Linked DNA regions of Mus musculus: region 1 is linked to region 2. Evidence: chromatin contacts called from ENCODE Hi-C data. All regions are on one chromosome and are shown on one strand. The core of a region is the stretch at or near the end of the contact, and the rest is flanking DNA. Distances in the headings are between cores, read along the strand shown. Region 1 holds the start of Smim15 (small integral membrane protein 15). Region 2 has its middle 20 kb from the start of AI197445.

Region 1 (5,510 bases), core at 1,258-3,757, 590 kb before region 2:
ATAAAAAGTCCTCCCAGAGAAAGAGAAGTAGGTGTTTATTTTTGGAACATAGGTTAAGGAAACCATGATGCTTAAAAAAAAAAACAAAAAAATCCACATTCATACATCCGGGGGAAAAAAAGATTGCTAAGTTATGGGCTTTCAAATTTGACAGCTCTACCAAAAAAAAAAAAAAAAAAAAAAAGAGAAATGCGTCCACACGGTAAGTGTGCATCTTGGTCTTTTTTGAGTTGGTAACAGAGGATCACCTGGTAAAATATGGTGAGGACTTGAGTGGCATTTCCTATATTGTTCCTGTTTCTAGCAACCTGTTTCAATTACAGGTTGAATTACAATGCCAGCATTTAGGGAAGGTTTGTGTGTATTTACAGCCACCTAAAGTCTCAAGCTAAGATTTTTAAAAACCATTTACCTTATGTTAGAGTAGTGACCTCTAATTTTCCCCTGGGACTATCAGTGAGTCAGTCAGAATTCAGACGATTGTTGGTTATGTCTTCTTCAGTCTGACCATACGATGTGGAGGGGGTTAAATTCTATATACATATACATGGATGAGCTAGAAAAGAAGACAATCAAGTCATAACTATTGTAAGATAGTTGCAGGATATTTTGATCACACTGTGAACCCCAAGATTGTGCTGTAGTGTGCCCTCCCCGCTCCTTAGCACACACCTTTGGTCCCTCTGCCTGGAATGCAGACACGCCCTTAGTATACAACCTTTAATCCCAAACAAGGTAAAGTTAGTTTGTAGAAGGAAGCACCATATTTGAAAGTGATGTCAAAGTGATGAATCAGAGAAAGATTTGATACAGGATATGCCCAGCCCTCAAAAGAGGAAAGAGGAAAAAGAGGCTAGTTAAGAGAGCAGCACAGAGAAAGAAGAAAGGAGAAGGCAGTTTTACCAGGAGAGTTTTACAGAGACAGGCTGGAGAGAGAGAACAAGCTAGACACAGGTGAAGACAATGAGCCAGAGGATGAGAAGCCAGAAGAGCAGAACACATTGCTAGAGTCTGAGGTCAAGCAGAGCAATTCAGAAGAGGAGAAAGAGAAGCCAGATTGAATCAGTCAACTTGGCGAGGAGTTTGAGCTAGAACAGCTAGCTGAGTAAGTGAGTTAGCCAGCACACAGGAAGAACAAGAAAGGATGCGCTTTTCAGCAATAAGTCTCAGAAGCTGAAAACACTCTAGGCCTAGATAAGATTGTGTGGAGGCTAGAAGCTTCCGGGACTAGGCCTGGGTTAGCAGACTGAGCAGTAAGCCTCAAAGATGACAATTACAACAGGAGAATAAAAGATACCTTTACAGTAAGATTAGAAATGGAAAAAAAAAAAAAAAAAAAAAAAAAACCTCTAAATTCTCCTCTAAACACAAACAAGTAAAAACATCTTTCTATAATAGTATAGCCTCTTAACACCTATTTCTCCCTAAATTACAACTGCAAATGTCCCAAAATAAGAGTTCTAATTCGTAGAAGCCAAGTATTCTACGTAAATTATTTGAGTACTAAAGTTTTGTCTGAATAATAATGACTTTCACTAACATAAAAAAAATCAAGCTGGCTGGCTGACATGTTACAGGTACCATACCCATAAAGATTTTTAATCTTTGCGTCTACTGTTGGGGATCCAACCCAAAGCCTAGTAGAGCACAGTAGACAGATGCTCCACCGCTGACCAACCAAGAATTTAAACTGCTTGTACTTAAGAATCCTCATTTATTCGTTGGATTGGGTACATCGTTACAAAGTCAAACACTATGCTTTGCTCTTTAAAGGTTTTGTGGTCTGTAGTTCAATTAATGTACCTTACAAGAAAATAAAGAATTACCAAAATAATTATGGTACCCACAACCCGTCACATCAAGAAAACTATCACTGGATTTAACTTCCATGTCCCCATGCTATCTCCGTATTTGTATCAGAAACCATGCCCCTACTTTCAGCACATTAAACTTTCTGGAGACGTTAACCATCCAGTCCCTTGTCGCTACGCCCTCGCCCAGTTGTAACCAGTTTGCAGGAAGGTCCAAGAAAGATCGATCTTTCTCGAGTCCAGTAACGAACTAAATACAAGTCTGCGAAATCCGCCCAACTTTGCAAATAAGACTAGCGCGACTTGATGACTAGGCTATGGCAAAGTTACGGTCCACAGGCCACACATCTCGAGAGCACCTCAGTCTCGCACCAAAACATCCTCGCCTTACTTTCAGGCACATTCCTTCACCTCACAAAGCCTAGGGGACCCGGAGCTGCACCAGGCGTCTCTAGACTTACAGCTTCTCTCCTAACTTTCCCCGCTTAGCATTCTCCTTGCCCCGGGCCATGTCCACGGCCATCAGTCGGCCTCACCGGCTAAGGACGCCGCCCCGCCGAGCGAAGCCGGGCAGGACCCGCGGTCAGGAGCTCAGAGAGCCGGGAGAGCCCGGCCACACGCTCAGCTTAGGCTACAGCAAGCCACCGCAGCCCTAGGGGATCCCCGCTCCCATTCCCACTCACCGCCAGGCAGGAAAGTGGAAAGCGGAAGCCGCTCCGCTCAGGTCCCGCCCGAAGGCGGGGCGGGGCGGGGCGGGATGAGGAAGTGGCGGGCGGGTTTCCGGCGGCGCAATGTCTAGAGCCATAGCGGGAGGGCGGGGAGGGGCGGCGCGGCGAGGCGAGGCGAGGCGCGGAGGCTTCGTGTCCGCGGTCGGGGATGCTGCCGCGCGCCGCTTCGTGTGCGCTGCAGGTGGGGCATCGTGGCCTCGCGTCCTGCGTGGGACGCCGGCGAGGAGACGGAGTGGGTGAGGAGTTCGTCCAGGGGACTCTCAGCCCAGAGAGCCGCAGCTAGACACGAGGGGGACCCCGCAGTCTCCTTAGAGCCTTCTCGAGGCCGTGGAAGGACTGGCGTGTTCCCTAACTCGCCCCTCACTCATGCTGTAGAGTTGAACAATAGTTAAATATTTAAAGATTTGGCCAAGCAGCAGCCCGGCTGGGATGTGTCCAGTGAACCTTGGTAGCAGGGGGAAATGCTGCCACGCTGTGGGAAAGAGGTTCCGTTGTTTGTTTTTCATTTAAGAGCCTAACTTACTTCACAAAGGAATGGTCGATACTTGCCCCAAAGTAAACTGTCAATAATTAAACTGTCAGGGCATAGAGATCGCAATACATAAATAAAGGACTTCAAAAAGTCAACAAGCAGAAAGGGGTGCGTTAAATGGGTCTCCTAATCTACAGGGACGGAAAGATTAGCTCTGGTTTGGTTGGTGCTCAAATTTTGTGATTGCTTGCCTGAACTACTTGCTCTGTTTGACTGCCTCTGGCGAATGTTGCAAGACCTCCTCGCTGTTGTGTGCCAAATAAAGCAAGTTTTTATTCCTGAGAGACTGTGAGCGTTCCCTTTGAGGAGCAAGCCGAGACATGTATGAGTAGTTAGAGTATAACAACAGTAACCATTATTTACCAAGGAGCAGACTTTGGCAGCTAATCTAAGGATCTAAAATACTGCTACCCGGGTATATGCTAATGGCTGCATATTGTAATGGCAGCCGTGGTTTTCTTATTCTTGTGTGAAAGCCTGAAGGATTGCTTAAAACCTGTACAAACAAGCGTACCCATAACCGGCTTGTATCCATAACCGGCTTGTATCCGTGACATGTTCACTTCAGTAGATGGTTCCTCACAAGTTCTGCCTCCCAGTGTGTTGCTCTGTTTTATCTCTAAAGGACCCAGGGTCCCCGCAAGTCTTGGGAATAAAAGGAAGCAGTACCGTAAGGAAGGAACTGAGGAGGGGGTGCACCAGCCTAATCGTGCACAGTACACACACTTACAACGGAGAGAAAGAAAGCAGCAAGCTTCTTTGGCTATTGGAGACCTAGCCTTCACACTCAGATTTTAGGGCTCTCTCTTCTGGTGTATTAGGCAGGCCTGTGCAAGCCCAAGAACAGCATAGAGGTTGCCATGGAGGACAGCCTTACTGGGGCCTGCATTACCTTAACCAAAGATGATAAGTAAGATAGGCTCCCAAACCATGGGCTGACTGTTCCATGGCGAGGTCAGCTTTCTAGTCTCTGTACTGATGCCCCTACAGCACTCATTCTCTCTGAGCCTTTTCCTCCCGTATATCTAGAGGGCATTCTAGTTGACCTCTGATCATTCGGGCCCCTTCAGATCAGTAAATTAGTGTATCTGGCCAGTCCCCTAGCTCTTTATCCTTTCTGGGAGAGGGAGTAGTCACGGGTTTGTTTGAAAGACTCTTGCTATGTAGCCCAGACTCTACCTGAGCTCTGGGTCATTGTGGTCCACTCTCTTAAGTAATGGGATGGTGGGCGGTCACCACCACCGTTGTCTTAACTTGGATTTTATTCTCCCAAATGTCCCAAATGCATTATGAGATAACAACTAATACGTTCTGCCTTGTTCTTAAGAAGCAGATTTTAGCCAGGTGTAACCCCGAGACTTGAGAGGTGAAGACAGGAAGATGAACAACCTTGGTAGGCGTACAGTGAGTTTGAACCATTCTGGGCTACTTGAGACCCTGTCTCAGAGAAGAGGTAGGGTGTTAAGGTAGTTCCCATGGAGAGCAGACTAGGAAAAGCTGTGTGTGCAGGATTAAAGCAGCCCACATAGCAGCTCTGAAGCCAAGGAACAGCTGCACAATATTTGTTATTGCACAAAGCCTTTAAAAAATTGTTCGTTTGCTTTTCTCTTGTAAGGTAATTCCTGGTAGACTTGTCATTCCTTAGTTTCTAAAGTCTTTTTTTTTTTTAATGTTTGTAAGTACAAAGTTAAGTCTCACTCTAACCATGTGTCAATGAAAGGCATGTACCCTGAATAAGATTCTGTTGTTGTAATAATGTTATTTGCTCTGATTAAAAGATGCTGAAAGGTCTCTCACCTGTACTTGGCCTTATTTCCTTCCCTCCAGTAACCCTGTACATATGTAACTTCTTTTGATGGAATTGGGTTTTATCCCTGAATTTTATTTCATAACCTTATTTAAATATCAGTTGAGTACTTTCTGTGTACCCAGTACTGAAGTCAGTGCCTCTCAAATACTGTCACTAATCCCGAACTAAATCACCCATCAAAAGTTCATGTTCTTATACAGGTTTTCCAGTTTAACAACAGAAGACTTAAAAAGTAAAGCAGGATTCTAAACTTATTTTATCAAAATCTCTGCTCACTCCAGTCTTGGCAGAAATGTTTTCTCTTTTCTCCCCTCCCCCTCACCCCCGGCCCCCAAAGTGGAGTTATGTTTTTAGAGTCTGTCACTGCTGACAAAAACTAAAATCCCCGACTTGCCTAGTGTCCAGGTGGTGGCAGCATGTCTCAGAGCTAGCGTGCTGGGGAAGGCGTTTCCAGCCGTGCTGGTTGGCTGCTTGTGTGAACGTGCATAACCTGCCTCTGTGCAGAGCTCTCACTTCTCCATTTATCGACCCATCAGTGATTCATCCCACTATAGCCTCCTCTTCTGGTAGATTACACTTCGGGAGTTTCTCTTCAGCTTCTTTTATCTATGAAGTGTCTATCAGACTCT
Region 2 (5,143 bases), core at 1,038-3,537:
CTAGACAACACTGTTACAATAAATAAATGTGTGTGTTTCAGATGGTCCTTTAGCAAGACCTTGGTGTGAGTCTGGAGAAAGTAGCTATCGATTTAGCATCTGGACTGTAGACAAAAGCCCAAGAGCTACTTCAGGAAAGCACGAGATGAGGGAGCACAGAGAGTGAAAGGGTAAAGGGCAGTGTATCTGTCCTTCAAGAAGCCATAAAACAAGCCGCGGAAGAGTTGTGCTGTGCTTCCTTTGGCGGTTACAATGGCCAGCCATGGTTTTGTTCATGTCCAAGGACCCATGCTACTGCCCTTTATCAGCCATGGTGACAAACAGCAAAGGAGGTAGAAGTGAACTTGAGCCTGTGACTTTCTACAATGTAACTGCAAAAATTCAAATTCTGGATTCAAACTGAGCTTTATTTATCATGCTTGTTTGTTTGTTTTTAGACAGGTTCTCATTACAGCCCTAGCTTGCCTGGAAATCACTACATAGACCAAATTGGTCTCAAAAAAAAAAATCACAGAAATCTACCTATCTTTGCCTTCAAACTGCTGGAATTAAAGGCATGCACTTCCAGGGCCAGATAGGTTATTTATTTAGCGAGAATTACTATGCTGATGATATTAAAGGGGAAGGGATGATCTTGGGAAGCAATATAGTTTAATTTCTGATTTTCAATTTTAAAATTGTGTTTGTGTTTGGGGGTGGAGAATGGGGTATGCTGAAACAGTGGTGTGGATATGGAATTTAGAGAACAGCCTGTAGGAGTCGATTCTCTCTTTCTACCACGTAGGTCCCAGAGTTCAATCTCAGACCATCAAGCTTGGTGGCAAGAACCTTTACTTGTGGAACCATCTCCCCCCTCCCTCCACCCCGGTTTCCTAATTTTAAAGTCCTAGTAAACCAGGACCTATAATAAGAATCACTGGAACTAGACCCAGTGTCATGCTGAAAATTTCCGCTGTGAGGTAGAGGAGAGCTAGGCAGTCACCTAAAAGCATTATCCCAGCCACAGTCTTCCCACGTGGAGTTTTGCAAATCTGATGGCCCAAGCAGCTCACCCTCTTGGTTAGAAAACCATGGTCAGCCAGGACTATTGTTAGACAGACCTGTATACTCAGGGGTCTGTAGGCTCATTGAGGGAATTGGATCTGCTATTTTTTGTTAGTTTGGAGAGTTGATCACATAAGTAGATATTTATTGAGCATGCTCGGTATGTATATCTGATCTAATATTGACATTGGTTTGCTAGCTGTACTGCCCAACGAGAGCAGGCTATTGCTAGGACATTGCATGTGCATAGTTCCAAAGTATTTGCCCAAACTTGGCCATCTCTCTATTTTAAATGATCATGCTTTCTTTACCTGAAATTGAAAAATGGTGAGGGTAGTGCATTAGTAACTCATCTTATTACTGTGACAAAATATCCAAAGAAAGCAACTTAAAGAGGGAAGGGTTTCTTTCATCCCACAGTTTGAGTGTAGAGTCCATCAAGACGGGGAAGTCCTAGGGGCCAATAGAGTTACTAATCGTTGCGTCTAATCGTTGCGTCTAATCGTTGCGTCTAATCGTTGCGTCTAATCGTTGCGTCTAGTCAGGAAGCAGGGAGAGATCAACACTGAATCTCAGCACACTCTCTCATTTCTACTCAGCCTTGGGGTGGTGATGCCACAGTTAGGGCGGGTCTTCCCAACTCAACCCAATTAAAAACAACAACAACAACAACAACAACAACAACAACAGCAACAACAACAACAACAACAGCAACAGCAACAAAAACCTCTTTCACAGACATTCTTAGAGGTTGGTCACTCAAGCGATTCTCAATCCTGTCAACTTGGCAGTCAGTGCTAACCATCACAATGCGCATGCCTTTTGCCTGCGTGCCTTTTGGGTTTCATCCCAGAGTGTGCTTTGAGAATGCTGAGTGTAGTGAGATCATTTGGTATGCTTCATGCTCCCTGCTTTTGCCTACTCCCAGTCCTGGGAAGGATAAGACAGCTTTTCATTAGGAACTGGGTCCAGCCAGCTGGAAAGCCTGGTGAGCAGGTTACATAATGCCAATTACCTCATTAGTCCCCCGTGTTGTTTCTGGAACTTCCTCTTACGTAGAAGCCCCATCTCATCTCAGGCAGCTTGCAACTAACTAGACAACAGTTTCGTTTTGTAAGTGGTGACCTGGACCTTGCTTTCTTGGCATTTATGCCTAGGGTACGGCATGAAGTCAGAGTGGAATTTTCCCAGCCTCTTGTTTTCTTCCAAGTGCCGATGCCTTGGCTGAGGACTGCAGAAAATTTGGATGTGACAGGAAATGCTGTGTGGAGGGACGGCGTGCACAGTCTAAGAGAATGTGCTGTATTGGAACCAAAACACGTTGAGCATAAGGTGCTCCGTGCCCTCTCTGGCAGCTCTTGAACTGCTGGTCCCATTCCTCCAATCCTGTCCTTTCTGTCCTTCTGGCAAGGATGTTCTGGTGTGTTCTCCTAGTAGCAAGGCAAAGTTCTTTTTACTCTAGATGCATTTGCCTGGTTAAAAAAACTAAAGCCCCAGTGAGTATACTGGGATAGACTTTCTGATGGGAAACTTGCATTATATCAAAAATCAGTTCTATTTAGGTGCATTTATACAAAAGAAATAATCACATTCATTCACAGAGGGTTAAGAACAGGGATGTTCATTGTGGGACTGTTCAGATAAAACTAACAGGATTCCAAAGTTTAATGAACAGGACCAAGCAATATCTATCCTCCCATACTCCTGGTTTAGAGGAGGTTAACACCAGGCTAACAAAGGAGCTGAAGAGCTCCCTTGAAAATGAAATGTCTGAAAGCCTTATTCTTTCATTCATCTTTAAGTGTGTTATGTGTTTGCATGTGTGTGTGCATAAGTGCACAGGCCAGTGGCTAATATCTGTTTCTTTCTCAGTCACTCTATATTAACTTTTCAAGACAGGGTCTTTCATTGAACCTGGAGTTCATCAACTCAACTGGACTAGCTGACCTGTCAATAGGTTCTGGAAAGCCGGCACTGGGAGTATAGGCACACACTGTGCCTGTGATTGGAAAAATTCAGTGCTGACACCACAAATGTTCCAGGAAACTGAGATGGTTGATCATCCTACCCTTGACTCAGGATGTGTGGGCAGATCTTCACCGAAAAAATCTATGTAAGAATCACCAGCATGTGTAACTCAATATTGGGCATACAGGACTTTGAGCAATTTTCTATGGGACTCGACCTGAGGACAATGAGGAATAGGCTTTCCTTTTCATTCCAGAGGGTGGTGAGAGCTATAGAAACGGCTGGATTTGAAGGCCATTGATGGCATTGTGGTTACATTAATGTTTAGAACAGATTTTCCAGAGCCTCGTGACACAGGTACAATAGGAACAGAAGCTCAGCCCACAGAACTTCCAGGGGAACTGCCAGCCTTGGGGACATGTGGCTTCTCAGGGAACATTCAGGAGCCAGGACCTATCCCTGGGCACAGGCAAGGACTCCTGGGAATACAAATATTTAAGAGAAGGAATAAAAATGGGAGCTGGGTCTATAGAGACATTAAAACTTGAGAATCAAGATGGCCTTATTTGTACTTATTGACAAGTAAGACATGAGACAACCAGGGCATATTTATGAGTAATAAATATAATATAATAGAAGATACGTATGGTATTTAAAGTCATTTGGAATGAGTTTGAGAGAGGAAGTGTGTGTGTGTGTGTGTGTGTGTGTGTGTGTGTGTGTGTGTATGTGTGTGTGTGTATCTGTCTGTCTATCTGTCCTAGGACTCAAGCTTAGGTCTTCAAGCTTGGCAGCATGCACCTTTACCTGCTGAGCCATCTCAACAGCCCACTTCTTTTTTTAAAATTTTATTTATTTTTTCACTACACTAGATCAGTAACCATTACTCCCATTTTTAAAGGTACAAAAACCGAGACTCCTAGAAGCTTAATAATTAACATGCTGTATCTGTGGTGCCATGCAGTAGTATTTGTTATCTTAGATTTCCCAGCCTTTTGTGTTCCTGGTTCAGAATGGCAGTAGTCACGCAGACATTCTGGGAGAATACATACATGCTGGCACAGTGTATTAGCATGCTATTCCACTGCTGGCTGATGGCTCAGACAGTGGCAATGAGAAGACAAAGAAGCCCCTCTGCTTGTCAGTGGCAGCATGCCTTCACTGTTGATGAGAAGGCTTCTCGAGCCTGGAGCTGTGTACTTAACAGAAGCTCATCCAAGTCTCTGTGGCCTGGGTAATGGACCAAAAATCAAGCTCTTCCTGGGAGTTTCTAGTTCAATCAAGTCAAATTACATGAATCTCCACGTTCAGAAATGCATTTATTTTACAGTGTGATTGAAGGAATACTGTTGGTCCTGAGTTTTTACGAGCTATCCTACATTTCTCGATTCCTCAAAATATTCACAGAAATTTACCTGATAAGACTTAATTGCAGTCAAGCTGTGTAAGGTACTTGTTCCATCAGGGGAACATCAGAATTCAGACTGATGTCGCTCCATGGAAGCACAGAGAATGTCTATGTAAAATGGTACCCGAGGAATTCTTCAACATATAACACTTCGTTGTATGAACTACAAATCAGGACACAGCAGTTCCAAAAGAAAAGACTTGTGCCCTGTCCCCAAATTAGGATGGAGGAGAAAGGAGGGAGAAAGGGAGAAAGGGGGAAGGGAGGAAGGGAGGAAGGAAGAAAAAAAGGGAGAGAGATGGAGGGGAATGAGGGAGGGAGGAAAGGGAGGGGGAGGGACAGAGGGAAGGAAGGAAGGAGAGGGAGGGAGGGAGAAAGGGAGAAAGGGCACTGAGAGCGTAGCCATCCATATCAGGCATAGCAGCTCTCACAGCTGTGGGTCACTTTCCTCCCTACAAGGTACCAATTATATGTCAAAATTTCTGTTCTGCTATATATATATATATATACATACATATATATATATATATATGAAGGAGGCCTGAGAGGCATGCAAACCAAAGAGGATATCATATATTAACTTAAATTCTTTCAATGATGATGCTTTCTGGAGACAGAATCCTCTTTCAGAAGTCTAGGCCTAAAGTTTTGAGAATCCTCAATGGGAGACTTGCAGGGACAGATCAGTGGGTGAAGTGCTTGCTATGTAAGCATGAGGACCTG

Evidence for each region. A loop is a pair of places that touch in the nucleus more often than their neighbours do.
Region 1: a map of left cerebral cortex shows a loop between it and region 2 (3-fold over the local background). The contact joins the promoter of Smim15 here to the enhancer-like site in region 2. A Hi-C loop is called at or near these places in 2 of 37 maps with a recorded cell type or tissue (Patski and left cerebral cortex).

What each region holds. Positions count from the first base shown.
Region 1 is chr13:108,041,471-108,046,980 of GRCm38, reverse strand. It overlaps Smim15 (small integral membrane protein 15), which reads right to left and starts at 2,507. Exons shown (of 3, transcript NM_001048250.2): 1 at 2,495-2,507; 2 at 413-556. It overlaps Gm41055 (a long non-coding RNA gene), which reads left to right and starts at 2,510. Exons shown (of 5, transcript XR_003950673.1): 1 at 2,510-2,775.
Region 2 is chr13:107,446,864-107,452,006 of GRCm38, reverse strand. No RefSeq gene overlaps it. Among named protein-coding and RNA genes, the nearest start is that of AI197445, 20 kb to the left of the region's middle. Within about 2 kb of position 2,287, at least 2 of the 3 ENCODE cell types and tissues checked have a DNase peak (open chromatin) inside an H3K27ac peak, as active enhancers do; they include left cerebral cortex, where a contact is called at or near this core.